Regions from separate parts of the Homo sapiens genome. Here region 1 is linked to region 2. A link is a loop called in an ENCODE intact Hi-C map of the cell type or tissue named here. Cell type or tissue: PC-3. All regions are shown on one strand. Each heading gives the region's core, and the rest is flanking DNA. Links, peaks and the distances in the headings are about the cores only.

The links. Peaks named below come from ENCODE experiments on the same cell type or tissue, not always from the same donor. Only the 100,000 strongest peaks of a DNase experiment are listed, where the experiment ranks them.
Region 1: it touches region 2 in a loop (12-fold over the local background); 2 of 110 quality-filtered maps call a loop at or near these places.

What each region holds. Positions count from the first base shown.
Region 1 is chrX:37,972,994-37,984,250 of GRCh38, forward strand. It overlaps a transcript of SYTL5 not described here. Among named protein-coding and RNA genes, the nearest start is that of H2AP, 12 kb to the right of the region's middle. In PC-3, for the core only: no CTCF peak of the experiment used is centred there; a DNase peak (open chromatin) is centred at 4,838; H3K27ac peaks cover 486 bases.
Region 2 is chrX:38,055,886-38,067,142 of GRCh38, forward strand. The region is part of intron 3 of SYTL5 (synaptotagmin like 5); the gene reads left to right. Among named protein-coding and RNA genes, the nearest start is that of MIR548AJ2, 38 kb to the left of the region's middle. In PC-3, for the core only: no CTCF peak of the experiment used is centred there; DNase peaks (open chromatin) are centred at 4,796 and 5,696; H3K27ac peaks cover 1,254 bases.

The DNA of each region.
Region 1 (11,257 bases), core at 985-8,984, 84 kb before region 2:
AAAAGGTTGCCTTGCTCTTAGTTGATTATCTCCTGGATCGAGAAAGAAAGGAAGGAAAACAAAGGGGGAAGGGGCTTCTCTATAGAATGTGGGTTTTTCTCACAATAGACTTTGCAGGGGAATTTCAAGGTCTGGCAAGGAAATATATTTTGGGGTTAAATATTTTTTTCATTGTCTCATAATGTTATGCCAGAGTCAGATTGAAAAGTAAGTCACAATACATAGGGTCAAATAAAGCTCATCTGATGAGAATTTATGGTTTGTAGGGCATGACTCCCTCGACCCCTTAGGTAGGAATTTGGGTAAGAAAAAAAATCAGAGCGTAGTCCTCAAATGCATCATCAGAAAAGGTCACCAAATTATTGGAGTAGCGCACTCCAAAACCCTGTTCTTCCACTAAAAGAAAAATTAAGCAAAAGTGGTCAGAATCAACTTTTTCAGAACTCTAGAATATAATCCCAAACTTACAATGACTAGGGGAATGTTTAATGAAAGAAGCTGCTGAAGTTTGTTAAGAGAACTCTGATGATTTAACTCCTCACTTCCCATTCCCCACTCCCACCAGCTCAGTGGTGAGTATCATAAAAACAGCAACCCACATACCTGGTGCAGCTTGCTAGTACCAGAGGAGCAATATAAAACACTTTTTTTTTTTCTTGAGACAGAGTCTCCCCCAGTCGCCCAGGCTGGAGTGCAAGTGGTGCGATCTCGGCTCACTGCAACCTCTGCCTCCCGGGTTCAAGTGATTCTCCTGCCTCAGCCTCCCGAGTAGCTGGGATTACAGGCACCCACCACCATGGCTGGCTATTTTTTTTTAAAAAATATTTGTAGTAGAGATAAGGTTTCACCAAGTTGGCCAGGCTGCTCTTGAACTCCTGAACTCAGGTGATCCACCCAATTGTGCTTGTTTAAAGACTTAAAAATAAGGACACCATGCTAAGTGAAATAAGCCAAAAACAGCAAGAAGAATACTGAATAATTTCACTTATATGTAGAATCTAAACAAGTCAAATACATAGAAACAGAGTAAAATGGTAGCTACCAGGGGTTGGTGGGTAGGAGAAACAGGGAGATGTTGGCCAAATGGTACAAAGTTGCAGTTATATAGGATTTATAAGTCTAGAGATATAATGTACAGTATGGCAACTATAGTTAATAATACTGTATTGTAGACTGAAAATTTGCTAAATAAATGTCTATCAGCTAATGAATGGATAACAAAATGTGTTACCATCCATACAATGAAATATATTCTGTCATAAAAAGGAATGGAGTGCTGATACGTACTGCAACATGAATGAACCTTGAAAACATTATCGTAAGTGAATAAAGCCAGTCAAGAAAAATCACATATTATATGACTTTATATATATGAAATATTCTCAGTAGGTAAATAGAGAGAAACAAAACTAATGGTTGCCATGGGCTGGGTGAAGGTAGGTATGGGAAATGATTGTTTGGGTAGTGAGCTTCCTTTTGGGATGATGAAAAGGTCCTAGACTTAGGTAGTAGTGATGGTTGTACAATATTGTAAATGTACTAAAGGCCACAGAATTGTGCACTTTAAAATGGCAAATTTATGTTAAGTGATTTTTACTACAACAATAATTTTATAAAACAATGAGAAACAGAATGATGAAGCAAATGTGGTAAAGTGTTAACATTTGGGAGTCCTGTTTGAATATGAGAACTATTTGCAATTTTGCAGATTTTCTATAAATCTGAAATCACTTCAAAATAAAATGTTACAAAAAGTTTCAAGACTAATGAATCCAGATAACAGATTGTTGGGTTATTCTTAAGTAAAAGAATAGGCAACTCTTCCACTGAAGGTGAAGGGCAGAAGGGAAGTATGTGTGTGGATTTAATTAAGTTTGTAACTGGATCACCAGGGTTATAGATCATCCCTGGGATAGGGGTGGGGTCATTGTTCTTTCTGTGTAATAGAAGGTTAGTGCTTTTGCTGAAAGAGAATGTCTTAGCATTGTACCCTCAGAAGTTAATACTGAGACAGGGTTTGCGTGAACATAGTTTATTTGGGTGTTACTTCCAAAAATCACCATTAGATTTATTTAGGAAGTTAGACAGGTAGGAGAAGTAAGCCAATAAAATGTGTACTATGTAGCAGGTTTCCGCTTTGGCCAACTGTGGCTCAGTCTTGCTGGGAAATGCTGGGAAACAGAGCAGAACATACATCAGAATTACTCCATTTTAGAAGCAAGGGAACTGGAATATTTCTTCTCCATCTTCCACCTGTCATTGGCTGAGAGCTCCTCCCAGGGACATTAGCTTTCCACGACTTCCAGTCCTCCCCAGGCCAGCTGAGATAAAAGATTTTAGTTGAGAGGTATGGGTGTTTACAGTAGGGTGAAGTCAGCATGTACTGGAGCAGCAGGGACTGAGGAAATATTTGAAAGCATTGACAGCACCTTCAATAATGAGATAGAAAATGAGGAAAAACATGGTTTGAAGAGAGTGATGAGGTTAAAAAATATATACTAGTTAGGAGTGGGCAAAGGGATCCTCTAGGGAACATGTATATTGGTTGCCATGATTGCCATGCAGGCTTTTGAACCTGATGAAAGTTGGTGTCCATGGATTTATCATGGCACCAATCCTCCCATGGTCACAGAGTGGGTGGAGTATAGAAGCTGTGGAAGCAGTCAGGAATTTGACCTTTTGTGTTTTTCTTAGCAATTGTATAAACCTATTAGCACATCTCACTGAGACTTCGGACTACGAAAACATTTGCTCGTATATTTTCATATGAAGTAGAATACTCTTAAGCTGGTTCTCTTTCTTATACATACTTAGGATGTGAACCTCAATATATAAGTTTATATTTATATAATCCTGTTGTTTTCAGGATTTCCAGGCTTTAGATATCGGTACATTTTATAAGGTCATGAAACTAAATCTTCGTCAGCACTGGATGAATGTGCCAACTCAGTGCATAGTAGTGGGTACTATATAAAAGTAGAGTGGCCTCTGCCCTCCAAAGCTCAAAAACTTGCAGGGGGTGAGAAACCTGTAAATAGATAAGCAGGATACAGTGGATTCAGTGCTGTGATAGAGATGCATAATAGATGCTCAGTTAACATTTGTTGAATAACTGAATGAAATGTGATCCAAGATACAATTTTTCTTGTTGGAATATGCTTATCTTTAAGGGTGTCATCTAAGTTGACAAAATGTTGCAAATGGCATGTTCTTAGATAAAGTTAGTGACTACAGACTTCAACTGTTATCAAGAAAAGATGTAAATATTTACCATCACATGGTGAGAAGGTTTTCTTAACTCTTGCATAAGCAGACTAGGGAAAACAGAAGAAAACACTGTGACCCATAATTTTCCAAATTTGTTTTCATGGGAGGGGAGAATGAGACACATGAGTCATTTTCACTTCTGTTAGCTGATTTTTCTCATGATTATTAAGCCACAGAGGCCACATTGCTTCTTCTATGGTGATCAAGTTTAACAGAGAAGCATCATGAGTCCTGAAAGAATCTCACTCCATGACGATGAAGTGTGTATATTCTGGGAATAATAATGAACTCATCTCACCTTGACACTCATAAAAGTGAAAGCCTTTAGTAGCTAGATTTTAAATATTTTACAATTGTTTTATTAGCCATGCAACAATTTCTTAAAATTTATTTTCATCTAACACTAGAGACAAATAAAGAAAAGTCCTGGCCAGGCATGGTGGCTCACGCCTGTAATCCCAGCACTTTGGAAGGCCAAGGCGAGCAGATCACCGACCAGCCTTGCCAACATGGTGAGGCCCTGTCTCTACTAAAAATACAAAAAAAAAAAAAAAAAAGAGCTAGGTGTGGTGGTGCACAACTGTAGTCCCAGCTACTCGGGAGGCTAAGGCAGGAGAATCGCTTGAACCCAGGAGGCAGTTTGCAGTGAGCAGAGATTGCACCACCGCACTCCAACCTGGGCAACATAGCAAGACTCCACCTCAAAAAAGAGAAAAATCCTTCTCTATCTCAAAGAACTCACAATCTTTTGTTTACTAACATCACTTTACTCTTAATAAGAATTTGACTTTACTTTGAAAAAATTATTTATTTACTCAACCAATATTATTTAGCACTGATTATATTCATAAGAATGTGCTAGAAATCAAGCACAGTAGATGAAAAAAGGAAGGTCCCTACCATCGAAAAGCTCAGATTCTTGCAGAGGGAGAGAGACCTGTAAGCATGCAAGAACAATGATTTCAATATTGTTATAGGCCAGGAAAAGAAGAGAAAATATCTGCCTAGAGAAATTAGTGGAGACTTTAGGAGGAGAAGCCATCCTACTCAGTACTAGGGATGGAAAAAAAACATTTTGTAGACATCAAGGAGAAAGAAGGTGGCTTGGGGGTAGGAAAGGGAAGAGGGAAGTGGAAGTATGAAAGGCGTTCCAGGTAAAGGAAACAGGAGATATACACTCAGCAATTGTGACAGAGCATAGAATGTTCTGGAAATGAATGGTCAGGGGGTTAAATATTGGTTTGTGTGGGGAGGAGGAAATGAGGAATAATGCAAGGGAGGTAGGATAGGGAGAAATGGTGAAGAGTCATATGAGATGTATTCTGTACTCTACTTTGTGGGGTAGAAGGGACTGAATGTTAGGGAAATACTGTTGTGTCCACCTTAAAGATACAGGATGAACAACCACCCAAATTTGATTTCGGTATGGGGACCAATGATCACACACACACACACACACACACACACACACACACACACACACACACGAAGAGGGTATGAAGATTTCTTACTCACATAATAAGGCTTTCTAGGAAGAGTAGGGTGACTCACAAGCAGTAAAAATGGCTTGAAGTTTTATGGTGGTTAGTGAGTAAGGCCAGGGTGGTTCCCATGCACAGGAAGGGGTTGGTGGCGGTTTGAATTTTCCACTGGCACCAAAGGAGAGAACACCTAGACTTTATTGTTAGCTTGATCACTTGTAGGATAGAAGAAGAAAACGGAGTGTGGCTTTACAGCTATCAGAAATCAAACATTTAAAAAATGGAGTCAGTCTCTTTATTTCACTAGTGCAATCACATTTTTGAAAATTCAAATCAAAACCAAAAAGAACCCAGTAATAGTGAGAAAATAACCTGGAAAAGGATGAGAATGGACCAGAGAAACCAGCAGGAGGTCGTGGCAAATACCTGGGCAAACGAAAATGAGGTCCTGAACTATCACACTGACAATGAGGATGGTTTGGGGAATATTTCTAAGAAAGAATTGAGAGTTGGTGCCCATAATGAGTGAGAGAGGCTATTAGATGACTTTGAGATCTGATTGGGCAACTGGAGAAAAAATGACAACTAATGATAGGATATATGGGAGGAAAGACAGGTGGTGAGGGGGAGACAAGTTATTATTTCAGTTTTCAACATGTGATTGAAACGGCTTAGAGCCACCTTGTCTTTTGAGAAATGAACCGCAGTAGTTCCAGGCTCTGTCTTTTCCCAGATCAACTTATGTGATCACATAACCTGGTCACACATCATAATGCTTACAAATAAAGCCCCTCTGTGAATCTCAATTGAGCATGATTTAATTTTCATTTTCTATGGAAATTTTATTGTTTCTTTCCCTATTACAAAAGCAATTCATGTTTTATATAAACAATTATGAAATATAGACAAGTAGAAAGAGGAAAATACAAATGACCTTCCATGAAGAAGTGATAACTAATACCATTTTGGTGTATTATCTTTTAGAGAGTACCATTGGAGCCCAAATATGAGAACAAAATAACCTAGAAAACTGAGAAAAAGCTTCAAAGATGAAAAAAATGTTTTATTTGGGTCTTTAAGGATCTTGAGTACATTTACTGGCTATAAAGGGGAGAAGGTGAGGTGAAAATGGAGGTTCAGGAGAAGAAGGAAGGGTAAACATTTTAAAGCTGAGATTGTGCAGTACATTCTGTATTATAACATAATGATTTTAACTTAATATATTATTTAACTTAATATTTAATTTAATCTATTATGAACACAAATTGTAAGTGAAATTTTTGCAGTGAAATACATACAGTGATTTTGACATTTTGTTTTGTAACCAAAGAGTGTGTGAGACAGGTCTCCATCAATTTAGAAGTTTATTTTGCCAAAGATAAGGAAATGTCCAGAAGAAAAAACATGAAATTACACAAACAGTCTGTGGTCTGTGCCTTTCTCCAAAGATGATTTTGAGGGCTTCAATATTTAAACGGGAAAAGTGGGCGGGAGGGGAAAGAAGGAGGTTATAGTCACATTACTGAATCCACATGTTGCAAGAGAAAAGGAGCAGGTAGGGGAAAGGTTAATTATGTATTCATCTCACTTTACATAAGATAAGGTGAACATAGTGTAGCCGCTGTGGGGATATTAAATCTTTAATATCTAGCTATCTGCTTCTGAACAAAAGGAAAGACAGTTTCTTGCATGACTCAGCCTTCAGCTTAATTTTTTTCCTTTTGGATAGTGAATTGGGTTCTGAGTTTTTATTTTTTTCTTTCACAGTTTGTATTATGAATAAAGCATACTAGATAGACTATCTTTCTGACTCTGGAATTAAAGTAAGGAGGTTTTTAGATGTGATAATAACCACTCTCCACTTTCTCTCTCATTCTGGCAAAATGTCTGAGGGAAGATCTCACTCTGCAAGTTTAGCTTTCATGAAATGTTTTCAAATGGAGTGATGGCTCCTCCTAACTGAAGACAGATCTTCAGTCTTGTGTTTGCTTGCCACTGAATTGTGAGAGTACTTTTTCTCTGTAATAGAGTAAATGCTTGACCATTTCTTTTTTTAAATTTTCTTTTCTTTTCTTTTTTTTTTATTATACTTTAAGTTCTAGGGTACATGTGCACAATGTGCAGGTTTGTTACATATGTATACATGTGCCATGTTGGTGTGCTGCACCCATTAACTCATCATTTACATTAGGTATATCTCCTAATGCTATCCCTCCTCCCCCTACCCCACGACAGGCCCCGGTGTGTTATATTCCCCTTCCTGTGTCCATGTGTTCTCATTGTTCAACTCCCACCTATGAGTGAGAACATGCGGTGTTTGGTTTTTTGTTCTTGCGAGTTTGCTGAGAATGATGCCATTTCTTACTGCCTAAAGAATTAAACTTCCTTTGCACCTATCTATAAGTAAAATTCTTTCAACTTGACTTAATTTGTCACTTTTGGAAATTACATAATGAAGTGTTTTTCAGACCACTGGATTATGTATCATGGAAGTGTTTTCATGCACTAAATCCATATGGTGGTTTCAATTGCCAATAGAGGAAATACTCTGGATTCCCCACGAAGTACTGGGAGCCTGGGGTTCTAGTGGTTCCACAATTAGGTAGTGTGCAACAGTTATCTATTGCCCCAATAATGCTGCGTAATAAACTGGCAAGCCTTAGTAAATCAAAAAACAACCAGAATTCTACTTTCAGTATAACAGTGTGAGATGCTCTGCAAACTCAACCACTTAAAATCTCTAGAAATGATCCTAAAGGCGTATAGCAAGGGAATAAATGTTTAAGAAAATCTATTAAAATTGGTGGGAATAGCAAAAGTCTATGGTATTTGAACTAAGACCCAGCCTATTCTTCTCCCCTTCAAACTTAGTGAAATGGAAACTCCACTTAGGACTGGTACAGCAAAGAACACAGGGTTCCTTCTCCCTCCAGTTTCCATTCCAAGGGCTACCTTTAAGAGAAGTTCAGGACTTCAGCATTTTTTAACCTGCCCGCAGCTACCTGTTGCTAAGGCTAAGTTCTGGACAAGGTGACCAAGAAGTGGGGGCTTGCTTCTTCATCCTAGCCTCCAGTATATAGGATGGAATCTCTACCTTAGGTGTGGCAACATTGAGTATACTGGGACCTGATCATCTTTGCATAGATTCTAATCCATGTGTGATCCACATGGAGAGAGGCAAGCTGAGAAGAACTAATGTTACTACCTATGTTCAGAAGTGTTCAGCTCCTATGACAGGGATGTCACTCAGAGAATAATGTGCCATTATCTCCATTCCCAGCTTGAGAGCCAAGGTATAGAGATTATTCCCCGGAGGAGAAGCAGGCCATAAAAGATAGAACCGTGAATCTCTTCCAAAGGAACTGACTTTATTTGCAAGAGGAAGTGGAGAAATTCAAGCCTAATGGCATTCTCAAAAACAGTGGAAGTTGTTTTAAAAGACAGTTGAGAGTAGATTGCTAAATTAATCAGAGATATAGACAAAACTGTAAGCCGACTGCTTTGCTGGAGAGGAGCTTGGAAAAGGACAGGTGTGATGAGCCCTACTGGGGACAGAACAAATTTTATTTTTGTTTTATTTTTGAGACAAGGTCATCTAGGCTAGAGTGCAGTGGCGCGATCACAGCTTAATGCAGCCTCAACCTCCTGGGCCCAAACAATCCTCCCTCCTCAGCCTCCTGAGCAGCTGGGACTACAGGTGCATGCCACCATGCCTAGCTAATTTTTGTATTTTTTTGTGGAGATGGGGTTTCTCCATGTTTCCCAGGCTGCTCTCAAACTCCTGAGCTCAAACGATCCAACTGCCTCAGCCTCCAAAAGTGCTGGGATTATAGGCATGAGCCACCGCGCCCGGCCTGAGAGCAAATTTTAAACATTGACCTAGGTAACTAACCTGTCAAGAGAGCCCAGACTAGATTGGATCAGTCTATGGAGCAATTTATGCCCTATGTTAGAAGCAACAGAACAATCAGCCAGTAATTAGTGGAATTTAATGGCTGGATGTGATCAGGGAAAGAGAAAAAGAGAGCTCTGCCCAAACCAATGTCATCCCAGGGTAACTATGGTCATTCCCAAGTCTGCACCTCATGAGGAGCAGCATCAAAGGTTTTATACTGCAAGAGAGGGAGAGTGGGTTGAACTACACTTCACTAAAATAATCTAACCAGTCACTAAACAAACAGGCAGAAAACAGTAAGTACTTAGAGGGGACCAATACCCAGAGTTGCCACAACATATTATCTAAAATTTCTGATTTCCAACACAAAATTGTAAGACATTCAAAGAAACAGGAAAGTATAATCCATATACCAGAAAAAAGCAGGCAACAGAAGCTGCCCATGAGAGCAACAAGACATGTGATGTAACAGACAAGGACTTTAAAGTTGTAATTATAAATATCTTCAAAGGACTAATGGAAACTGTGATTAAAGAAGTAAAGGAAGATATGAAAATGCCACATCAAATAGAGTTTACTAATAAAGAGATAGAAATCATAAAAAGGAACCAAATTGAAATTCTGGATTTGAGAGTTATAATAACTGAAATGTAAAGTTCAATAGAGGGCTGACTAGTATATTTGAATGGCAGAAGAAAGAACCCATGAACTTCATGATTTGTCAACTGAGATTGCCCAATTTGAGGAGCAGAAAGAAAAAAAGAATTTAAAAAAATTAAAGAAAGTTCTTCAGGCTGAAAACAAATGATCCCAGATAGTAATTCACATCTATGCAAATAATGACTAAATAAGTAAGATAAACAGAGCACTGGTAAAGGTAATTATGTAATTATGAAAGAGAGTGTACATGTATTTTTTCCTATCTTCTCTTAACTGATTTAAAAAGCAATTGTATAAAGCAATATGTAAATAATGTATGTCATACATGTAGTATATAGAAATGTAATCTATTTTTCCAATAATACCACAAAAGGGGATGGGTGGGAGAAAAGCCATATTGGGTTAAGGAAGTGACTCCAGATGATAGCTGAAATCCACAGAAACAAATGAAGAGAGCCATAAATGAGAAATAAGAAGGTTCATATAACAAAAGCTATAAGTATATGTTTGCTCTTTTTCTCTCAGCTTCTTTCCAATACATAAAATATATAAAATAATAATTATGTCAATGTATTGCTGGGTTTGTAGAATTTATAGATTTAATATATAATAATAAGACCATAAAAATGGGGAAATAAATAGAACTATATAGAAATAATGTCTCTGTATCTCAATGGAATTCAGTTTCTGATAAGTTAACATATGATAAGCCCTAAAGAAATGACTAAGGAAATAACTCAAGAAAATATAGTGAAAAAATAAAGAAAATTCTACAGTAGAAAATATTCATTTAATGCAAAAGGAAGCAGTAAAGCAGTAATATAGGAACAAAAAGGACATGTAAGCTATAAAAAACAAAAAGTAAAATGGCAGAGGTAAATCTAACTATATTAGTAATAGCATCAAATGCAAATGGATTAAACAGTCCAAATAAAAGGCAGTTTGTCAGGCTGAATTAAAAAACAAGATCCAACGTGTGTTGTCTATAGAAAACATACTTTAGATTCAAAGACAAAAATTGATTGTAAGTAAAACAATGGCAAAACATAATCGTGCAAATAACCACAAGAAAGCTGGAGTGGCTATATTAATGTCATAGAAAACATATATTAAAATAAAAAATGCTACTAGAGATAAAGAGGGACATTTTCAAATGATAAAAGGGTCAACCCACTGGGAAGATATAACGATAATGATCATCTATACAACAGAGCACCAAAACATATGAAGCAATAAATAGACAATTTAACAATAATAGAGACTGAATACCACACTTCCAGTAATGGAGAGAAGTAGGTAGAACATAAACAATAAAGAGGATATTTGAACACCACAAACCAACTAGACCTATTAGGCTTGCATACAACACTCTACCCAACAAAGTAGGATGTTTATTTTTCTCAAGTGCACACACAACATTCTGAATAGACCATGTGCTAGGCCATAAAATAAACCTCATTAAATTTAAAAGGATAGAAAAAATGTCCACTGTTTTTTCTTTCCACAATGGAGTGAAACTACAAACAAATAACAGAAAGAAATGTAGGAAACCCACAAATCTGTGGAAAGTAAACGACACACTCCTAAAAAACAATGGGTGGAAGAAGAAATCAAAATGAAAATTAGAAAATAATTAGGGATGAATGAAAATATAAACATCACATACCTAAACTTATGAGATGCAGCTAAAGCAGTGGTTAGAGGGAAATGTATAGATGTAAACACAGATGTATATTTAAAAGGAAAGAGGATCTCAAATCAATAAATTAACCTTCCACCTAAGAGACTGAAAAAAGAAGGGCAAACTAAACTCAAAGCTAGCAGAAGAAAGGAAATAATACAGACCGGAGCAGAAATTAATAAAATAGTGAATTCAAAAAAATAGAGAAAATTAAAGGAACTAAAAGCTTGTTCTTGGAAAAGATGACAAATTTGACAAACTTTTAGCTAGATA
Region 2 (11,257 bases), core at 1,775-9,774:
AGGCTTGCAATATGTAATAATTACATCAGGGTAAATGGAGTATCTATTACCTCAAGAATTTATCCTTTGTGTTACAAACAATCCACCTATACTCTTTTAGTTATTTTTAAATGTAAAATTAAATTATTATTGACTATAGTCACCCAGTTATGCTATCAAGTACTAGATCTTATTTATTCTGTCTAACTATTTTTATACCTGTTAGCCATCTCCACTTCCCTTGACCCCCACTACCCTTCCCAGCCTCTGGTAACCATCCTTCCACTCTCTATGTCCATGAGTTAAATTGTTTTAATTTTTAGCTCCCACAAATAAGTAAGAACATGTAAAGTTTGTCTTTCTGTGCCTAGCTTATTTCACTTAATATAATGGCCTCTATTTTCATCCACGTTGTTGCAAATGAGTGGATCTCATTCCTTTTTATAGCTGAATAGTACTCCACTGTGTATATGTACCACATTTTCTTCATCCATTTATCTGTTGATGAGCACTTAGGTTGCTTCCAAATCTTGGCTATTGTGAATAGTGCTGCAGTAAACATGGGAGTGCAGATATCTCTTCAATATACTGATTTCTTTTCTTTTGGGTATATACCTAGGAGTGGGATTGTTAGATCATATGGTAGCTCCATTTTTAGTAGTTTAAGGAACCTCCAAACCGTTCTCCTAGTTGTACTAATTTACATTTTCACCAACAGTGTGTGAGAGTTCCTTTTCCTCCACATTCTCACCAGCATTTGTTATTGCCTGTCTTTTGGATAAAAGCCATTCTAACTGGAGTGAGATAATAGCTCATTGTAGTTTTGTCATGCATTTATCTGATGATCAATGTTGTTGAACACCTTTTCATATGCGTGTTTGCCATTTGTATGTCTTCTTTTGAGAAATGTCTGTTCAGTTCATTTGCCCATTTTAATCAGATGATTAGATTTCTTCCTAATCAGATTATTAGATTTTTTGTAGAGTTGTTCAAGCTCCTTATATATTCTGATTATTAATCCCTTGTCAGATGGGTACTTTGCAAATATTTTCTCCCATTCTGCAAGTTGTCTCTTCACTTTGTTGACTGTATCCTTTGCTGTGCAGAAGCTTTTTAACTTGATATGATCCTATTTGTTCATGTTTGCTTTGATTGCCTGTGCTTGTGGGGTATTTCTCAAAAAGTGCTTGCCCAGACCAATGTCCTAGAGATTTTTCTGCGAAGTTTTCTTATAGTAGTTTCATAGTTTGAGGTCTTAGATTTAAGTATTTAATCCACTCTGATTTGATTTTTGTATGTGGTGAGAGATATGGGTCTAGTTTCATTCTATGCATGTGGATATCCAGTTTTCCCAGCACCACTTGTTGAAGAGACTCTCCTTTCCCCAATGTATGATTCTGGCACCTTTGTGGAAAATGAGCTCACTGTAGATGTATGTATATGTTTCTTCATTTTTTATTCGGTTCCATCGGTCTTTGAATCTGTTTTTATACTAGTACCATGCTGATTTGTGTATGCTATACAGCATAAAAACATAGAAATTATAGTTCTGTGGTATAATTTGAAATCAGGTAACGTGATTCCTCTAGTTTTGTTTTTGCTCAGGACAGCTTTGGCTATTCTGGGTCTTTTGTGGTTCCATGTAAATTTTAAGATTGTTTTTTGCAGTTCTGTGAAAAATGTAATTGGTATCTTAACAGAGAATGCATTGAATCTGTATATTGCTTTAGATAAACAGTTTTAAAGAAACGAATCTTTTAAGTTCTTTTATTACTTACTTTGGATACGTTATTTTGATTTACTTAAGCAATTATTCTCAATTCTTTATCTCACATAAATAAATTTTTCTTAGTCCTTTCTGTCATCAGCAAACTTCCTTCTCCAGATCTGGGAGGATGAACAGTGATGAAATAAACAATATATGGATTTCAACATAATCTTTTACTGATTTGAAGGAGCTCTTTATATATTCTACGTACAAGCTATGTTGGTTACCTATATTGCAGATATCCTCTCTCACCTCCTGACTTGGCTTTCCATTGTCTTAATGGTATCATTTTATGAACAGAAATCTCTACTTTTTAGTAGTTCCATTTGTTAATTTTTTCCTGGATTACTAGAGGGATTTTTTTCTGAATCCTGTTGAAGAAAACTTTCCCTAACACCAAAATCATGAAAATATTCTCCTATGTGATGTTTTATAATTGTTATTGTCTTACCTTTTATCTTTAAACTTATAATCCACCTGAAACTTATTTTGTGTGCATACTGTGAATTAGAAACTGATTTTTATATTTTAATGTGGGAATTATGCAGTGGCTGATTTGAGTATCCTAGATAACTCTATTCAATGATGTTTGTTAATTGCATTGTCCAAGTCTTCCATATACTTAGTGATTTTTAATCTGCATATCCAATCAGATATCGAGAAAGGTATGCTAAACTCTCTCAATAATAATTGTGGATTTCTTATTTATCCTTTTAGTTTTGATTATATTTGCTTTATATATTTAGATTTACTACAGAGTTACCCTTTCCACTGCTCTTTATTCTTTGCTATATCTCTATGCTTCCATCAGAATAATTTTTCTTCTTCCTAAAGGGTACCCTTTAGTATTTCCTTTAGTGTGGCTTTGCTGGTGGTGAATACTCTCAATTTTTTTCTTAGCATGGCTTTATTTCACTCTTAATTTTCAAATGTGTTTGCACTGCTTATTGAATCCTAGGTTGGATGTTATTAACTTTCAGTAATTTGAAGATCCTATTGGCTTCTGATTTCCAGTGTTTTTATTAGGAAATCAGCTATCAGTATATTATTGTTCCTTTGAAGGTAATATTTTTAAAACGTTTTTAATATTTTCCCCTTTTTGTCGTGTTTTCAACAGTTACTATAACAAACCTATGTCTGATTTTCTTTGTATTTATCTATTTTGATGTTCCTAGAACATCTTGAACCTGTACATTAATATCTTTTGTCATATTTGAAAACTTCTCAGGGAATATCTCTTTAGATATTTCTTTTCCCCCATTATCTGTCTCCTCTATGCCAGGTAGTCAAGATATGCATCTTAGTAATATTCAGCATCTTTTAGATATCTTTATGCTCCCTTCTGTATTTGTTATCCATTTACATCTCTAAACTCAGTTTGTATATTTTGTCTGACCTATATTTCAGTTCATGAATCCTGCCTTTGTGTCTAATTTGCTATTAAACACATCCATTTAATTCTTAACTTCAGTTACTGTGTTTTTCAGGTTTAGAATTTTCATTTTGCCTCTGTTATGTTTTCTAACCGTCTGCTGACCTACTCATTTTTTTCTTGTAATTTCTTGAAGTAATTATTTGGAATTATGTTAAAATGTATAAATTATAGATCTGTTATCTGAGTCCCCTACGGGACTACTTCTATTGTTTATTGTTTCTTGTGGTTTTGGTCATGTCTTTCTTCCCGTAAACCTAGTGGTTTTTTATTGATGGCCAAAATATATGAAGAAATGGTAGGACTTAATGAGACTCTGTATAATATGCCTCTATTGAGAATGTACATTTTTCTTCTGAAAGGGAATTAGGATAAGGCTCTTGCATATTTAAGATTACCTTAATCAAGTCAAGGATTGAACTAATTTCAAAATTGGGACCTTGGTCCCCATGAGGGCTGATCTGTTTCTGGATCACATAAACTCATAGGGAATACTCCTTCAGAGACTCATAACATGCCTATTAGATAAGAGAGGCAATTGGTTTTATATTTTATGGATAGTGTAAACAAGAACGCTAAGAGTTAGATGTGTGTTAGTAGAGTTGGGATGAGTTTAAAAGTTTTGGGGTTTTTTGTTTGTTTGTTTGTTTGCTTGTTTTTTCACACAGCTCTTTTCCCACCAGATTCTGCCAAGATGAGATTTTCCATTTTAGAGCAATGAAGAAGAAAATTGAATTTTAACTAATGACTGATTTGCTAGTCCTCAACTATGGAGTCTGAGGATTTATGGGGGAATTTCTCAATAACTATTTCTCTAAATTTATAAAATACTATTTGATCGTTAGTATTTATTTTTGTCATTTATATTCCATGTTTGTTCACCCTCTTCTTTACACCCAAGGCCCTCACTCACTTAGACAACAGTAACCAGGGACTGTGACTCAAAAACTCTTCAATCAATTATAAGTCATCTTAAGCTTCTGTACCGGGAGAAGAATTTTATCTTTAACTTCTAAATATCACTATCTAAATATATCTATCTAAATATCATTACAAGGTAATTACTGAGGTATACTTTTCAATACAAGATCCAAGGAGATTGTGTATTCACACATTTTGCCATCAACTAATCTGCTAGTTAGTACGGATGATAACTAGAGGCCTAAGTCACTCATACCGCTCTCCTACATTTTATCAGATTAACTTTAGGTTATTTTAATGAGAAATTAACTTTTAATATAAGTCAGTGGAATTCGGAGATTGTTTTAGAAGCTAGCCTACCCAAATTAATATAACCCTTTCCTGTGGTTTTTCCCTTAATACTTACATGCTCTATATTTTACTTATTTATCTTATTATTTTTCTTTCTCCACTAGAATGTAAGGGCAGGAGTTTTTATCTGTACTGTTCACTGATGTAGTTCTAGTGCCTAAAATAATGTCTATAGTAGGTACTCAATGAATACTTGTTAAATGAACAGATAGATGAATGGATAAACAAACAAATGAACAATTGAATGGATGAATAAATGGTTGGCCTCTACTTAAAGTATATCAGGCTTAAGCAAGTGGAACAAATGTAGAACAATTGTGGTTTTCTTCTGTCAGGAGCATGGGATTAAAAAGAAATGAGCCATGCCAAATGCATTTGCCCTCTGAACAAAGTAAATTCCTAACTGTCACGTAAAGATGTAACATAAGTTGTTGTCAGAGGGTATAAGAATAAATAATAACAAATCAAAACTTCCGTGTCTTCCTTGGGACATGTTAATGCATTGATACAGAACTTCTGAATCAATTGCACTAATTTTATTGGTGTAACAATAATTTAATAGACCCAAATATCCACCTATATAATTAATCCATTCATTAACCCATCCATCTATCTTTCCCACACATTTATTGATAACCTGTTAAGTATACTAGGGACTAAGGATACAAAGTTGAATAAAAAATGGTCTATCTTCAATGGTTACACAGTATAAGGAGGAAGATGAGTTTATTATTTTATTCATAAATTTCTGTCTTGATGCGTTAAAATGTCTTAAGGAAGAAACAGCTCTTTCAATGTGTGATTCTAACCCTTCTATGACAACAACTTGTCTTTTAGTTATATCCTTCTGTGACAGCTAGAAATTTACATGATGAGTATTTAATTTGATATATCAAAATTACTTCTCATTTTTAAAGCTGAAAATCAGAGTACATTACTTCTCCAACATTGCAACTGTTAGTCTGTGTGATATTAGAGACTTAAACTATATCTCAGTATTGGAAGTATCTTGTTTGCTATTCATGGAGTGGTTTTCAAAACGGAAGCATAAATAATATTTTATTGGCAGCAAACACTCTTTGTTTATTGTGAGAGAATATTGCAGCCCCACTGAGCTGTCTCTATATTTAATAGACCATAAAATTGAAATTCCCACCCTGACCTCTAAGAGATGAGATGAGTCAGAAGGTGACTCACTCTCTAATCAGTTGGAAGTAAATGACCTTTATTGTCATTTACTTTGGATTGGGTAAAAGTAAAGAGCTTTTATTGCTTTAGCACTGAAACGATTACAGCAAGGACTGACAGAGGAAGGTTACCTGTTATAATGGGCTGAGCAGGCCCTGACATTTTCTCCAATCCCTTCTGATTCCAACAAGTTGGCTATTGTAAGCCTAGTTTTTAAACTCTATAAAAAACATGATAAAAGGGACCTTGACACAGCCAGTTAATTCATTTTTCTATCTTAATAATACCTACAAAATTCCACATTGTTATGTTAGCTGAGGCAGTTGCAGTCCAACACAAAGACAGTCATAATGATCATTTTTTCTAATTAGTACCCAATTGAATTCAGAAGGCCCCAAAGATAAAAGCAACATGAGTTGGAACAAAACATGAAATATTTTTTCTTTTTTTCTTTTTTTTTTGAGATGGAGTCTTGCTCTGTCACCCAAGCCGGAGTGCAGTGGCGCAATCTCGACTCACTACAGCCTCTGCCTCCCAGGTTCAAGTGATTCTCCTGCCTCAGTTTCCCAAGTGGCTGGGACTACAGGCATGTGCCACCACACCCGGCTAATTTTGTTGTATTTTTAGTAGAGATGGGGTTTCACTGAGTTGGCCAGGCTGGTCTCAAATTCCTGACCTCAAGTGATCCACCCACCTCAGTCTTCCAAAGTGCTGGTATTATAGGTGTGAGCCACTGTGTCCCGCCAAAACATGAAATACTTCTAATATGGCATTGATGGGCAGATCTTATATTCATGCTATGTTGCAACATATTACCGTGCTATATGTCCTTGTGAGAATCTTTGTCTTTTTAAATTAGGAAGATCCTGATGATATTTTTATTTTTGATTGATTGGTAATGATTACTGCAATGGATAAAATATAACTGAAATAGATGAAAAATACTGAGTGTTTATCAGTAAAATAGATTTCAAAAAAGATAATACTGATGGATGGAACATACACAGAGTGCAGAAGACGATGTATACACCTTTGTTATAAGAAAGAGAAATACAGCCCCTGACATCTGGAAACTGGGCTCACACTGACAAACCTAGTCCCTTGATGTTAAGAGCTGGTCTTGCACTTACAGGTAGGCCATACTGTTATCCTGTTGGACATCAAGCAGTCTCAGGGTACCAGAATCCCACAAGATCATTCTACAACAATAATAAAGTAAACAAAACAAGAACACTTTGTAATCTTATCTAAGCATAGATGAAAACAAGGTGACTGTTGAAACCGCAAATTACCGAACATCCCCATTTCTTGACTAATGTGAATAACCTCCTACTTTCTTACCAATTAGAGCTTTAGCCTAGCATTAGTCTGCCATCCTTCTAAATAAAATTTATCAAGATACCAATGTTAGAATTGTCCCCATTCTCTGACATCGCTTAATCCAGAGAAAATCCCTGCTCCATCTAACTCTCCCGAAAATTACTAACATAAACCCAAATCCTATAGTAAATCCTTTCAAGTGCCCTCTTACTGAGACTCTCCATGATTCCTCATGGTATGTGGAGTTTTTTTTTTCATTATTATGGGCAAAAATCTCAACATGTTTGTCCATAGGTGGGACGAGCATCTGGTCATCTTTGGCCTGATGAGTGAGTATTGGTAATTGCCACATAGGTCATTTCAAAATCACTTCTAATTTAGCAAATTTTCATAGTGCAGCTACAAGGGAAAGATTCATATTGGAGTAGTCCTACATTTACCCAAAGATTTCTTGAATGGCAAGAAGCTATTTTTAGTCCCTTGACATGCTATTTTGCATCAACTATCAATTATATACAAGTGCCTCCACGCTTGTATAGAATGAGGTGTTCACTATGAGTATGGTACCTTAATAGCTATATAAACTAGAAAGATTTTTAAATCTAAAAATATAGTACATATCCAAGGTACTCTATAATACATATAGTTTAAACAATAATAAAAATAGCCCCTGTGTATTCATTACCCAGTCTAAGAATTAGAACATCTTGTTTTGTATTTTTCATTCCCTTGCTTTACTTTATGGTTTTACTGCATTTGGATGTGTCTCTAAGTAACATGTTTTCTAGTTTTGTATTTTTGAATATTATGGAAATGGAAATCATACTACCTGTATTCTTTTGTGATGTTTTTATCTCAACAACATGTTTGTGAAATACATCCATGTTCGTGTGAATAACATTACATTCATCTACACTGTTGTTACATTCCCTTAATGCATCTATTTTCTGGTCAACAGACATTTAGATTGTTTCAGTTTATAATTTTACCAAAAAATGCTGCCATGACATTCTTATACATATGGCCTGACAAACATGTATGAGTGTGTACACTCAATGGTGGGATTCTTAAATCTGTGGATCATGACCTATTGGTAGGTAGTAACTAGCATTAAAAACAAGTGGTGGGATTTTTAATCTGTGGATCATGACCCATTGGTGGGTAGTAACTAACATTAAAAAAAAGTGGAGTAAAAAGTGTCAGTATAGATATACATATATATATGTGTGTGTGTGTGTGTGTGTATGTGTATACTTATACATGTGTGTATTTATTTTCTGAGTTGTGACATAAAATGTATTTCTTATTGTGACCTCTGCCAAAAATGCTTGAGAAGACTACGGCAGATTGTGCATCTGGGAATGAAATTGCACACCAAACGGTATGAGCATTTTCAGCTTGACAAGATAATGTTAAATTCTTTTTTATAGTGGTTGTAACAATCAAAACCCCACTAGCATTGTATAAGTGTTTCCTTTACTTCATGATCTTACCAACACTTGGCTTCATGAACATTTTTTATTTTTTCCAAACCGATAGATATAAAGGAATATCTCCCTATAGTTTCAATTTGCATTTTACTGCTTAAGTATGAGGTTGAGCAGCTTTTCATATATTTATTAGCTTTTTGTGGTTCTTTTTCTGTGATATGAGTATTTATGTGTATTGCACAATTTTATTTTAGGTGCTGGTCTTTTCCTTATTAATTTGGAGGTACTCTTTATGCTTCCCTTCATCTCTAAATATGTTTTTGCTTTGAAGGCTATTTTTTCTGTTATTAATACAATTACATCAAATTTCTTTTGGTTAATAGCTGCATACATGTTTTTCCAACATTTGACTTTAAACCTTTCTGTGTCCATATGTTTAAGGTGAGTCTCTTTTATGTGGCATATGTATTATTTTAAAATATAGTATATGTTATATGTATTTTAATACTTGTTATACTTATATGCTACATACATTACATATGTGCTGTATATACATATACCTGATATATATACTATATGTAATTTTTAACATTTAATCTCATAATATTGTTTCTTAAATTATAGAGTTTAGTCTGTACTCACTGATTACTGCAATATTTACATTTATTTCTATTATCATTGTGATTCCTGAAATATTTGCATTTATTTATTTTATCTGTAGATTCATTAAAGTGTATTTTTCTCATCCCATGTTATCCTTTCTACTGGTATTCGTATTATATGCTTTTTTCATTTTCAGTGGTTACCCTGGAAATTATAACATTTATATTTAACTTTGCAAATCAATAGCTAAAAGAAACTTGGTATTCTTGAACTCTAAATATTATTTTCCTGGCTGATACATAATTTTTGTCCTTTGTTTTAGACATTTCTTATTGTATAATCCAACAATTTATGTCATCTCATTTTTCTTTATAAATCAATGTTTGTTTAGATTTTTATATATTTTATCAATTTCATTGTTCACCATTTCTTTTTATACCTCAGACCTATTTTACCTCTCCTGAAGTATAGTCTTTAAAAGTTCCTTTAGTGAGAATCTATTTGGTGATAAATTATCTGTTTTCATTATGTTGAAAATTTCTTTATTTCATCCTCATTCGTGAACAGTGATTTCTGTGGATATGCAATTCTAGATTGATAGTATTTTCTCCCAGCACTTTGAAGATGTGTCATTGGTTTCTGGATTTCATCATTGCTATTAAAAATCAACTGTCATGCTAATTGTGGTTCTTTTGTAGGTTTCCTTTTGCCTTCCTGGCTACTTTTAAGATGTTCCCTTTGTCTGTAGTGCTCTATAGTTTCACCATAATGTGTCTAGGGGTTTCTTTTCACTTTTCCTGCTTGGAAAGGAAGAAAGGAATAAATGTACACCAGCATCTTCATATGGCCAAGGTCCTTGTTTGTCTTCTTCACCTCTGTATTCTTAGCCTTAGCCCGGGGCATGACACATAGTAGAAATGCAATAAATATTTGCTGTGTAGGCCGGGCGTGGTGGCTCACACCTGTAATCCCAACACTTTGGGAGGCAGAGGTGGGCGGATCACTTGAGGTCAGGAGTTTGAGATCAGCCTGGCCAACATGGTGAAAACCCATCTCTATTAAAAATACAAAAATTAGCCGGGTGTGATGGGGCATGCCTGTAGTCCCAGCTACTCGGGAGGCTGAGGCGGGAGAATCGCTTGAACCTAGAAGGTGGAGGTTGCAATGAGCTGAGAGCATGCCACTGCACTCCAGCCTGGGTGACAGAGTGAGATTCTGTCTCAAAAAAAAATGCTGTGTAATTAATAAATGTATAAAAAAATTGAATTAGTTTCCTTATGAATAATAGAAAGGAACTAATATCTTATCTCAGAGTATCTAATAAGCATATCTTGTTGCAGATGTCTCCAGCAGTTAATAGAAAATAAAGGAGCAAAATGAATCTTTTGGTCATTATTCTTTTTTAAGATAAGATTACCTATTTTCCCCTGTAAAACTATAGATAATTTAATTTGACTTTACATTCATATAAGCTTCCAAGTGAAGGCTTGAAAAGTCCCAGAGGTTTAGTGTTAAAGAAAACCAGGACAAAACAAACCCTGAACTGTCAGTAATCATTATTCACAAATAAGTATAGCCCACTGTGATTTTAATCAGGCCCATTCTTCAGAGTATGACTTACAGTGCATAAAGTCTATGTCAAGTCTTGTGTTTTTCAAATACTAGATTGACATGACAGAGAGGGATATAAATTTTATAGTGGGTGGGATTTTTATTTTCTTTTGTCTTTTACCCCTTCTGTATTCTTACCACTCCACCCTCAACACACAAACATGCACACGCACACACACACCCCACAATCACAGCCAATCATATGCAATGCTATGTTTGTTATTCCTTGGACTCTACAGGTTTTCACCCTTCCTCAAAGCCCTGTTATAGTTGACAAGTATGAGTTCTCTTCAGACAATTTTTCCAAGTATAAAGCATGTGGGATTTCAATACAAATCCTGTCTCTGACATAATACCTTTATAACTTTGGGCAAATTGTTTAACCTATGTGAGCTTTAGTTTCCTTGTCTGTAAATTGGTAATGGTAATAGATACTTCATTGCTTATAGTGAGAATTAGAGATACCGTATATAAAGTGACTAGCCTATTACTTGGTGACTGACATGCACTCACTAAGTATTAGTTTCCTGTTCTACCAAGCCTTCTGTCTGCCTCCTGACAAGACGTGACACCTGAGAGGGTGACAAAGGCATAATCTCAACAATCTGTTCTGGTATTTTCTCTGAAATGACAAATGACTCAAGTGCATTATCT